Regions from separate parts of the Homo sapiens genome. Here regions 1 and 2 are each linked to region 3. A link is a contact called in ENCODE Hi-C or POLR2A ChIA-PET data. All regions are on one chromosome and are shown on one strand. The core of a region is the stretch at or near the end of the contact, and the rest is flanking DNA. Distances in the headings are between cores, read along the strand shown.

The links. Hi-C counts contacts between places; a loop is a spot of excess contacts on that map. ChIA-PET counts read pairs that join two places held with the same protein, here RNA polymerase II (POLR2A). Pooled maps may share reads with other maps.
Region 1: a loop to region 3 is called in a map of B cell, with 26 times the contacts of the local background. The contact joins the promoter of VIPR1 here to the promoter of ABHD5 in region 3. A Hi-C loop is called at or near these places in 1 of 168 maps with a recorded cell type or tissue (B cell) and 5 of 50 pooled maps. POLR2A ChIA-PET finds 5 or more read pairs at or near these places in 1 of 52 experiments (T-cell).
Region 2: a map of gastrocnemius medialis shows a loop between it and region 3 (3-fold over the local background). The contact joins the promoter of SS18L2 here to the promoter of ABHD5 in region 3. A Hi-C loop is called at or near these places in 3 of 168 maps with a recorded cell type or tissue (gastrocnemius medialis and naive thymus-derived CD4-positive, alpha-beta T cell) and 14 of 50 pooled maps.

What each region holds. Positions count from the first base shown.
Region 1 is chr3:42,501,333-42,505,234 of GRCh38, forward strand. It overlaps VIPR1 (vasoactive intestinal peptide receptor 1), which reads left to right and starts at 1,311. Exons shown (of 13, transcript NM_004624.4): 1 at 1,311-1,481. The coding sequence starts at 1,404. RefSeq lists an enhancer at 1-382 and silencers at 910-1,009, 1,070-1,569.
Region 2 is chr3:42,588,489-42,592,359 of GRCh38, forward strand. It overlaps SS18L2 (SS18 like 2), which reads left to right and starts at 2,372. Exons shown (of 3, transcript NM_001370300.1): 1 at 2,372-2,478; 2 at 3,037-3,113. The coding sequence starts at 2,410. It also overlaps a transcript of SEC22C not described here.
Region 3 is chr3:43,689,111-43,692,857 of GRCh38, forward strand. ABHD5 (abhydrolase domain containing 5, lysophosphatidic acid acyltransferase) reads left to right here and starts at 1,828. Exons shown (of 7, transcript NM_016006.6): 1 at 1,828-1,929. The coding sequence starts at 1,883. It also overlaps a transcript of ANO10 not described here. RefSeq lists a silencer at 2,000-2,479.

The DNA of each region.
Region 1 (3,902 bases), core at 61-2,560, 1.2 Mb before region 3:
CCTGCTGTTCAGCCAAAGCCTAGCGCGGGACCTCCTTCAGGTAGCCGCACATTCTGCTCAGGGCTCTGGGACCCGCTGCCCTCTCCGCCTCTCCACTGAACTCCGCCTCTCCTTCTGTCACACGGCTCCGCCAGCCACTCTATCCTGCCGCCGCGACCACATCTCCAGCCTCGATTGTGCAGGCTCGAGCCCGTAGAAAGAGGGCTAGCAGCCACCTGCGCTTGGTCCACAAGAAGACGCGCTCCCAGGGCGCAGAGCTGGTGACCCCGCTCCCCATGCCAGGGACGAATAAACGAGAAAAGGGGCTGACCCGGTGTCACCCAGCGGCCGAGCAGCCGCCCCTTGGAAGCTCAGCACCAAAGGCAGGCGGCCAGGGTCCTGGCCCCTCTCTGGACCCCAGTATCCCCAGCTGTAAAATAGGGAATGCAGGAGGAGGACGACGTCTGTGGATCGTTTTAGGTCAGCTGCGGAGTCGGCCTGCGGGCTGGGAGCAGACCTCGCTCCCCACGCGAGGGCGCTGGCACTTCAGCCCAGCCTCCCTGGGGAGGTGCCCTGGACGAGACCCGCGAGGGTGCGGACACCTCATCCTCCCTGGAGCAGGTCTCCCGAGGCTTGAAGGGCCAGGGCACCCAACAGGTGCTGAGCGCGCCCCACCAGGTCACCCGGGAGCAGGGAACACCAAGGAACCCAGAGTCGGGCCTCTTTCGAGCCCTCGCTTCCTCTCGCCTGGCTTCTTCGGCGCGAAGGATGAATTGGGGTTGTTGAAAATTGATCAAACAACCCGATCTCTGTCAGCGCCTGGACACTTGCTGGGCCCCAGCTCGCAGCCTGGGAAGATAAGTGGCACTTCCTGTCTCGTAATCGGATTTGCGCGCACGAACCCTCGGAGACGCACAGGTGGGAAATGGGGAGGCTGGCGGGGAGGCCTCCTGGAGGAGGTGGCTCCGAGGGTAGACATGAGGAGCGCCCTGGGATGGGGCTGAGGGTGGATACAGAGGTGGGAGCTTGCGAAGGTCGTGAGCTAAGCATGGAAGGATGGAATGTGTTCGGGTCTCGAGATTCCCGGGTGATGAGCCCGGAGGGGCGAAGGCCTATAAATGTCTCACGACGGAAGACCAAGGTGTGGGATTGGCAAAGAGAGAGCAGAGCTTCCTCACTGGCAGGGGCTCCCCAGCCCCGCCCCATACCTGCGCGGCGGCCCCGCCTCCACCCATCCATTGGCTAGATCCGCCGCCCGTCAGACGAGCCCCCGGGGCCCGCCCCCAGCCCTGAGCTGCGCCTCTTAGCTCTGGGGCCACAGCGCCAGCGCCACTCTGCCAGGCTCCCGGCCATCGCCCGCCTGGTGCGCCGCCCGCCAGCTCTTTGCCCGCGCGGGGCCGCCCGCCGCGGGCTCAGGGCAGACCATGCGCCCGCCAAGTCCGCTGCCCGCCCGCTGGCTATGCGTGCTGGCAGGCGCCCTCGCCTGGGCCCTTGGGCCGGCGGTGAGTGTTCGCCCGGCCGCCCAGAGTCCCGGCAGCCTGGGGGTTGCGGAGGGCGGGGGAGGTGGGGGATGGCGGGAGCCGGGCCGTCTGTGCGCGTGTCTGTGTAAGAGGAATAGGGGACATCAAGCATCTCGACTCGCCTCCTCCCACCGCTCCAGACCGAACCTAGACGCGAGGGCTGGGATATTGGTCGTGCCCAGTCCCTCCCAGCGCAGCCCGGAGCAGGCACAGCATCAGTGGAGGGGCAGCGGGGAAGAGTGGGCCCCAGACTTGCCTTCCTTGTCGTGGTTGTGGGTGCGCAGCGGGGTGGGGCGGCCAGTGGGTGCAGAGTCAGGTACTGCGGCCGATTGAGATGGAAGGTTTGGTACACCGTAGGTGAGAGGGAGGATGTGAGGGGCCGTTCTTGTGTGCTGTGACCGTCTGGAGGTGCCTGTGGGCTGTCAGCATCAGAACCAGTGCTGGGGGCCCCAGGACTTGAGAAGGGGTTCTTGGGATCAGGTGAGTGACAGGCACATCCCTCCGTGTGCCCTCCCACTGAGCAAAGCAAAAAGGTACCAGACCCCAAGGTGGAAGCTGGTGGGCAGTGAGGGGCTAAGGGTGGTGGTTAACAGGAGGGGCCAGGCCTGTACATGGAGAGAGCTGAGCAGGGAGCCAATGCCAACAAGCAGTGGCCTCCCTCTTCCTCCCACTTCTGCTTCCTCTCAACGTGGGTATGTGTATGCCCTTGATACATGTGTACTCGTGTGCCCCATGTGTGGGTGTGATATGTGTTCCTGTGGATGGCTTACCTGGGCTGGGAGGCAGATGCTGATTGAGGCAGGAGATGCATGGATCATCTCACTCTAGAACAGGGGAGACCTCAGCACTCATTGAGTCTACTGAAGCCCATTTTACAGATGGGCAAAGCGAGGTCCAGAGACACAAGAGCCACATCTGTCTCCCACCAGTTAGACCTAGACAAAGGTTGATTTTCTCCCTACCCCAGACTTTGAGTAATCTAGAGTTGCTGCTTAGGCAGGGCCTTAAATGCCCACTCCAAGTTGGCTGGGGGAGGGTGAGGAATCTTGATTATCTAGTTCATTCTCTCCCATGGTCACTTCCCTTACCATCACCTCCACCAGAGCAGGTATCTCTGTGTTTCCATCTAGCGGATGTCTTGAGCACCCTGGGAATGGGAAGCTCATTGCCTGTCCTAGGAGCGGACCTCTGACAATTGGCAGGAGCCTCACCTCCACCCATGACAGCCATGAGACCCACCTCCTGAGCACTCAAAATCTTACCAAGCTCTGTCCCAGAGGCCACAGCTCTGGCACAACTTGCATGAAGCCTTCAGGCCTCTCCAACCACCATCTGGCCCTCCCAACCCCAGGTTCAAGCCACTCAAACTCTTCTTGGATGAACCGGGGATCTTGGGACCACTGTTGTCACCCCATTCCTCCATCCCGAGAAGCTTCTGAGCCCAGGGGCAGAGTGGATTCAGAGAGGTCTCCTTTCACACCAGGCCACTTCTACTTCACACTTCCTGAGACAGCCCAAATCTGTCTCCTCCCTCCAATGCCTACCCTCCCCCTGTCTTTCCACATCTTATTCGTTTAGTGCCCAACTCTATCTCCTCCTCCAGACAGCCTTCCCTGATTGCTCCAGCCAACTCAACCCTTCCCCCTCTAACCCCACCCTTCAGCCCTACCCACCTCCCAGGCTGGGCTATTCTGGCCATCCTATAAGGTCAGGGGCTGGGGTCTCTTACATCCCCATGTTTCTTACAGCCCAGTGCAGGGGCTGGGTCCACAGAGAGAGGAGAAGGGACTCAACCAGGACTGGGTGAGGGCAGGCTGGAGTGAGGGGTCCCTATTTCCCTCCCTGATTCTCCCTCCTCCCCACCAGCTACCAATCGCTCCCTCATGGAATGGGGCAAACCTGCTCTAGCCGGACTCGGTGTGACGGCGGGGTGGGGGGGCGGGGTGACAGGAGTTATCAGAGTCATAAAATGGCAGCTGCAAAGTTCAAGTTGAAGGCCCAAGGCCTTATCACTCCTGTTTATGGTGCCCTGACTTCAGCCTGGGAAGGAGAAATCTCTGAAAAGGGAGGCAAAAAAAAAAAAAAAAAAAAAAAAGGAAAGAAAACCTCCAGTGTCTCAGAGGAGGAAGTCTGCCCCAAGGCCACCTGTCAAGCCTTCCACTGCCCCTGCCCCCCGGACAGCAGGCACAGGGACTCCTCATCCAGAAGCAGAGCTGCTCAGGGCAATGCCCAGTACGAGGCTGGGGGAGGAGGGTCACAGGCCTCCTCGTGGGAAATTCTCTATCTGGTGTGGGAGACCAGACCCAGTGACTTAGGAGAAAGAGTCCAGGTGGATGTGGGGTACAGCCTCCTAGAACTGGGGCAGGGGTTGCTGAGAGGAACAGTCAGGGGAGGCTCCTGGAA
Region 2 (3,871 bases), core at 1,122-3,621, 1.1 Mb before region 3:
CATAAAGCCTACAGGTAAGATACTTAATACCCAGGACAGATCTTTGTGTGTATATATACATACCATATGTAGCATTATGTTATATAGTATTATATAAATTACATGAAATTTTGCATAAGATTGGTAAGCAAGTCACTTAAACTTTATGAACAAAAGTATAGGCCGGGCATGGTGGTTCATGCCCATAATCCCAGGGAAGCTTTCACAGGTGGGAGGATTGTTGTCTGGACCATCTCATGTTATTGTCATTCCTCACTTGTCTAAACAGGAATAGGGCTGAGTGGAACTACGGAAGACCTGTATCCTGCTCCTGATGTTTCCTTTTCTGCCCACTCTGTGTCTCTGAAAGCTTTGGGGAATTTTCCTGAGGAGGAAGCCTGATGTGGAGTTAACAGTGCAGGCTTGGTAACCAGGAAGCCCTGAGTCCGCCCCAGCTCAGGTGTTACCTCACTTCTCTCACCGGGTTTACCTCTCTGTGAAATGGGATGAAAGCAGGCCGGGCACAGTAGCTCACACCTGTAATCCCAGCACTTTTGGAGGCCGAAGCGGGCGGATCACGAGGTCAGGAGTTCAAGACTAGCCTGACCAATATGGTGAAACCCCATGTCTACTAAAGATACAAAAAAAAAAATTAGCCGGGTGTGGTGGCAGGCACCTGTAATTCCAGCTACTCAGCAGGCTGAGGCAGGAGAATCGCTTGAACCCGGGAGGCAGAGGTTGCAGTGAGCCGAGATCACACCACTGCACTCCAGCCTGGGTGACAGAGCGAGACTCTGTCTCAAAAAAAAAAGAAAAAAGAAATGGGATGAAAGCTGCCTTTTCACAGGTTTGAATAAAGGGATTGTGGAGAGAAAGCCCAGTAAAGCAGATGAGCTTGCTCAGGATCAGGGCCACCACTCAGGGGAATAAAGCTCTAGGGACCTCCCCTTTTTAGGAGTGTAGGTTCCCAAGATCTCCCTCCTAAATGAAGTGGCCGCTGCTCACTCCAGGGAAAACGAATCTTGTTACCACATCCACCACGGATGGCTAGAACAGGGGACCGGTACCGCATAGCAGGAGGTGAGCAGAGGGCGGATAAGCATTACCGCCGAGCATTCTGCCCCCTCAGATCAGCGGGGGCATTAGGATCAGCGGGAGCATTAGATTCTCACAGGAGCGTGAACCCTATTGTGAACTGGACTTGCAAGAGATCTAGGTTGCGCGCTCCTAATGAGAATCTAATGCCTGCTGATGTGAGGTAAAAGAGTTTCATACCAAAACCACCCCCACCTCCGTGGAAGACAAGAAAAATTGTCTTCCACGAAACCAATTCCTGGTGCCAAAAAGGCTGGGGACCACTGGTCTAGAAGACTACAACCAATTCAGTTGCAGTGGTCACCAGGAGTAACCATGTGGCCCAAGAAGGTATGTCCAGCTTCCTCCTTGCATCTTGCGGCACAACACCTTTGCGGTATGGTGCCTGGGCAGTCCCGGGTTGTTAAGGGTGAGAGTTCTAAAGCCAGGCTGCCCGTATTCAGAGACTGGCTTTGCTAAGGAACCTTGGGCAAGTTACTTAACCTGTTTCGTCATCTGTAAAATGGAGAAAATACCAGTGCTTTTTAGGGTTGCCAACCTAATAAGCATTATTCCTGCCCCAAATAAGTCCAGGCTATGTGGAAAAACGCGAATTTCTCGTTCAGCAAAGAGTAAAGCTAATACCAGAGTTTTCCTGGCCTGCAGATTTGGCCTGGCAGGAGACAATGCCATAGCCAATGTTCATGCTCCAGATGCAGACCTGGAGGCACAGAGTGATGTAGAGAGGACAATGGATCTGAAGCCATGTATCTGGGTGCCAGACACGCTGGGTGAAGCCGAGCAAACCGCTCCTGCAGATAGATTGAGTATGCACACCCAGCACTTTGGGAGGCCGAGGCGGGCGGATCACGAGGTCAGGAGACCGAGACCATCCTGGCTAATATGGTGAAACCCCGTCTCTACTAATACAAAAAATTAGACGGGCGTGGTGGCGGGCGCCTGTAGTCCCAGGAGGCGGAGCTTGCAGTGAGCTGAGATGCGCCACTGCACTCCAGCCTGGGCGACAGAGCGAGACTCCATCTCAAAAAAAAAAAAAGCATGCACAGCCTAACACTGGAGGTGCTGACGCCAGGTAGGTCAGCAGTAGACCCAGCCCCAACCCACAAGTTTCGCTCTCCAGACTGCGCAAGCGCAAAGGATACGAAAACGCCCCCGGCGTTCTGGGGGCTGGGACCGAGGAAAGCGCTGAGTATAGCTCTTGCGCGTCCAGTCACAAATGACGTCCCTTCTGTACCCCGCCCTGTAGGCGGGAGCATCCAATCAACTTCGAGAGCGTAGGCCCCACCTATCGTGGGTCGAGTTGCTTGGCGGTCGTGGTTCCGGAGGTTCCTCGGGATGTCGGTGGCCTTCGTACCGGACTGGCTGAGGGGCAAGGCGGAAGTCAATCAAGAGACTATCCAGCGGGTGAGCATCCACGCGGGCGGGCGGGCGGGCGGAGAGAAGTCGGGATCCCGAGGGGCTGCGGGGTGCGAGAAGCATCCTGTAGTGAGCGGCCTCCCAGCTGACTGTGAAGGGTGCTGAGCAGCCGGGGTGCGGGGTGAGATGGGCACGAAATCAGCACAGGCGCCGGGGCAGGACCCCGGCATGGGGTTCGGTCCCCCGCCGTCCAGACGTCACACTGCACTAACCCTTTCTCTCCTTTTTTTTTTTTTTTTGAGACGGAGTCCCGCTCTGTCGCCCAGGCTGGAGTGCAGTGGTGCATCTTGGCTCACTGAAACCACCGCTTCCTGGCTTCAAGCGAGTCTCCTGCCTCAGCCTCCTGAGTAGCTGGGATTACAGGAGCGCGACGCCACTCCCGGCTAATTTTTGTATTTTTAGTATGGGGTTTCCCCATGTTGGCCAGGCTAGTCTCGAACTCCTGACCTCGTGATCCGCCTAGATCGGCCTCCCAAAGGGCCGGGGTTACAGGCGTGAGCCACTGCGCCCGGCCTGCACTGACCCTTTCTTTCTCTGATCTTTCAGCTCCTTGAGGAGAATGACCAGCTGATCCGCTGTATTGTGGAGTATCAGAACAAGGGCCGCGGGAACGAGTGCGTGCAGTAAGTACCCCCACCCCCGCGCCCCTGACCTGTGGGTAGAGGGGAAGCCTGTGTGATGCGGTGCTTTCTCGAACTAAGAGTCTTGGGTGATTGATCGCAGTTAAGCCCCTCTTTGAACTGAGGAAAGAGAGGCTCAAAGAGTTTGCCAACCTGCCCAAGACCATACAACGAGTACACTGCGGAGCCTGGAGTCAGACGTGGCTCTTTCTTCAAAATGTGAATTATTCTCACTGCAAAGCCTCCTTCACTCAAAGCTATGCCGGCTGATGACAACAGGGATGGGGGTGAGAGCACACAGAAAACTAAGCTCAGGAGATTAGAGCCATGGCCCCTTTCTCATCTTGGATCCCTGCCTCATCCTTTCTCTGTTAAGTGAAGGGGTCAGGCCATTTGACTGCTAAGCTTCCTCTCATTTCTAACTTCCCGTCAGTCTGTTAGTGACACACACACAAAGACAAACAAAGGATTTACAAGTTAAGTCAAAGGTAAATTGTGCATAATAATTTAATGCACTCCCTAAGTAGATACCAAAATGAGAGAAAATAGAGTCTGAGTCTCTTTTCCGAATCTAGTCCAGGTATTACGCCCATTTTTTTCTTTTCTTTTTTTTTTTCTTTTTGAGACAGTCTCCCTCTGTCACCCAGGCTGGAGTGCAGTGGTGCAATCTCGGCTCACTGCAACCTCCACCTCTGAGGTTCAAGCAATTCTCGTGCCTCAGCCTCTGAGTAGCTGGGACTACAGGCGTGTGCCACCACGCC
Region 3 (3,747 bases), core at 578-3,077:
ATAGTGCCAAATCATTCATGAGAAATTCACCCCCAGAATCTAATCACCACCCATCAAACCCCACCTCTAACACTGGAGATCACAATTCAACATGAGATTTAGAGAGGACAACACCCAAATTGTATCAGAGCACATACTTACCTACCTGCCCTTAGGTCAAAACAACCTTAGTCTGGGAGGGTAACAGCACAGAGATTTACCTGTCTTGCTGCTGTCCAAGACCATGCTTCTGTCCGTAAGTTCCCTAATAAATCACCTTTTGCTGACAAGCTGGATTTGTCTCCTTCATTCTTTAGTTTCTCAGCTCCTTCTGTATTTGGAGGTCACTTTGAATATACGGCCCTTTCATGAAACAACCAGGAATTCCTGTAAAAATGTTTTTTATATGTTCTGGTCTTCCCTAAAATATTTTATGAATTAGATCAAACACAATAAAAAATGTATTAGTTATTACTATGCCTAAGAGATTATAAGTGGCTTTCCCCCCTCTAAATTACAGAAGACACCATTCCTATCCTAGAGGACTTTCTCGTGTAGTTGGAAAGATATTCGATAATGTTTATTTAAAAGCTGTAACAATTACACAAGGCTGAGAACCTGAGAGCTAGATGGGTGATAAAGACAGGTTTACAGTGGGGCTCAGAGGAGAGAAAAAGAGGGAGGAGAGTCAGGGAAGGAGAACAATGAACTGAGTCTAAAATAAAGGTTAATATATTCGCGTAGGATCTATCAAAACAGGAGCAGTATTTCAACCCATTGTTTTCAAGCACCTAGAACAAAGTGAGCCCATAGTAGACACACACCAAACATAAATGGATGAGTAGTAGTGGGTGGCAGAATTCCAAAAGCAGGTTGCACCTGATTGCTAAAAGGCTTGAAAACAGGTCAAGAAATACTGCTATTTAGGTTAGTCATTTCACCTCAATAACTCGAAGTACCTAAACATAGACTTTTTTTTTTTTTTTTGAGACGGAGTTTCGTTCTTGTTGCCCAGGCTGGAGTGCAATGGTGCGATCTCGGCTCACCGCAACCTCCGCCTCCCGAGTTCAAGCGATTCTCCTACCTCAGGCTCCCGAGTAGCTGGAATTACAGGTATGCGCCACCGCGCCCGGCTAATTTTGTATTTTTAATAGAGACGGGGTTTCTTCAGCTCAGGCTGGTCTCCAACTCCCGACCTCAGAAAATCCGCCCGCCTTGGCCGCCCAAAGTGCTGGGATTACAGGCCTGAGCCACCGCGCCCGGCCAACACCGACTCTTTTCACCCTCCCAGGTATCTAGAGAGTCGAGTGGGAGGGAAATTGCTGGCTCTGGCCACTACAGTAACATCAGCACCTAGAGCAGTGCTCAACTGACTGAAGGCTCCTGTGAGTCGCCCTCTCCCCCTGGCCCCCCAACCCGCGGGGAAAGGCTGGCGGGACGCCACACAGCACCTCGATTACGCCATTTCATTTGCCACTGCACCATCTATCGGACACTAGCTAGGCTCTTCCAGGACCGGACGCACCTCCGTCCCCAAGGTGCCACCTGACAGCCAACACCGACGGGGTGATGCATGAATACAGTCATTATTCAAATTAGCTAAAACACCTAACTCATTCGGGTGAGTCTCGCCAGTCCCTCTGGGCTGACTGTCCCGCCCCGCGCTTACACCCGGGAGCGTCGGGCGGGAGAACTAGTGCATGCTGGCTGGGGATGGCGGACGCAAAGCCGGAGGCAAGGCCGCGCACGCGCAAACGCGGGCGCGCCGCCGGGCCGTGCTAGTGCGCGGAAGACGCATGCGCTGGCGGCCTGCGCCGCCTTAAGTGCCGCGCCAGCCCGGGGCGGCCCAGTCGGCCTGTCAGCCGGCTTCGAGATAAGTCCCGGCGCTTGCGCGGCGGCGGCTATGGCGGCGGAGGAGGAGGAGGTGGACTCTGCCGACACCGGAGAGAGGTAAGCGCAGCCGGCAGGGGGCTTCGTGTGTCTCCGGCGCGCACCCTCCGCGCGGGCCGGGTTAGGGCCCAGCGGGCAGCACCAAGGAGTCGCCGCCCGCCTGGCGACGACGGGCGGCTTCCTCGACCCTCCCCGGCATGAGTCCGCGCGGCGCCCAGAGGCGTCCCGGCGCCGCTCTGCCTGGGAGAGGCTCCCCTCAGCGTCGGGGCCCCGAGGTGTCTGAGCCGGACTCCGGCCGCGCCGGGAGGCCGCCTTGACCCCGCGCGGAGGGTCCGCCCCGTTGTTGTATAAGCCACCCCGCGGGCCGGCGACGGAGCTGGCCGCGGCGGCCGCACCGGCTCGGGCTCTGCCAAGGGACCCGGCCTGCCCCAATGCCGCCGGCGGGCGGTGCCCGGTCGACCCTGCACCTGACTGCGAGGCGCGGGAAATGACCGGGTCTGTCAGCCTCCCATCGCGGCTTCCGTCTACAGGTACTACCTGTGCTCTGTCCAGCCTCAGCCACTGGACGATCCTTCCCGTAGCCGTAGGAAGGGGCGGCGCTTCCTTGGAGGGGATATTAGAGGCCCGAATTCGCCCGGGAAGCGGCGGGAGGGCGGGGGTGCCGGGAAGGAGGGAGGGGAGAAGGAGTGAGGGAAGTGGGTGTATGGCTGTGAGTTTCAGATACTTCATAGAAAGAAAGTTAGCCCTTAAGATAGAGATACACGTTCAAATGTCATAATTCATCTTTCGGATGAAGGTCTTTGGCTTGCAAGCTCCACTGTCCCTTATTTGTTTGCGCTTCTGGGATTATTCTGGCTTTACTGGCGAAGTGTGTGTTGCATGTGCCTTAGAAGAACACACATAATGTATAGGAAACTGTGGAAGTTGGAGGGCAGATGTCTAATGTGAAACTTTTTTATATACAGGTATAGTGAGTTTATTCTTTTCTACACCTAAATGACTTCTTGCACTTGTTAGTAGAAGAATAGTAGTTAATGAGTGGAATAATTAAATTGTTATGGAGGTTATTGCCTTGTTTCTCAAGGCCTGTCGTTTGTATTGGAAAGTAAACTTCCCCCATATATATTTAATTTTTTGACGTCGGTTCTACTTCAGACGTCTGGAGAAATTTGCCTAGGAAACATAACCTAAATGATAGAATATGGAGTACCATGAAGACAGGGATATTTGGAAAGATGTCATGGGGAAAAATTGTGAAATATTAGAAAGGAAGTTATTCTCTTGAGTTTTGTTTATTTGTTGAGGTTTGTTGATGAACTTCCTCGTTGCACTGAGGTGAAATGTTGAATGTCATGTGGACGCAAGTAGGAACGTAATTGGTAGGTTGTGTTCTCATCTTGTTTGTCACAACATTTTTGACTCTTGACACTACTTTCAGGTGGACTATTTGGTTTTGATGTAGTGGGGCCTTGGAGTCCAGGACACAATCGTGAAAGGGTTTTATGGCTTGGAGTGATGGTTGGAGGTCATTGGAGGTAGATGATTAAAAAATCCTTAGCAGCTGATCAGCCATAGTTTCTAGACAGAAGTGGGCTTCGCTGGTATTCTTGGCAATATGCTTTAGCAGTGTCCAGTGACTATCCCCAGAAGTGATCCTGTTAAATCCAAGGTTGCCCCTGTGTGCTGGGTATTATTGTTCCCATTTTGCAGTTGAAACTGCCACTGTAAAGGCTGCTAACAGCCTGCCAGCAAGTAGCAGGGCTGGATTGGAACCCTTTGTGGAACCCTTTGAGGTGTCTGGATTTAATCTAAGGTGCTTACCCTGTATCCCTGCTGCCTGTCACTGGAATTGGGACTCATGTGGGATGTTTGGCTCTT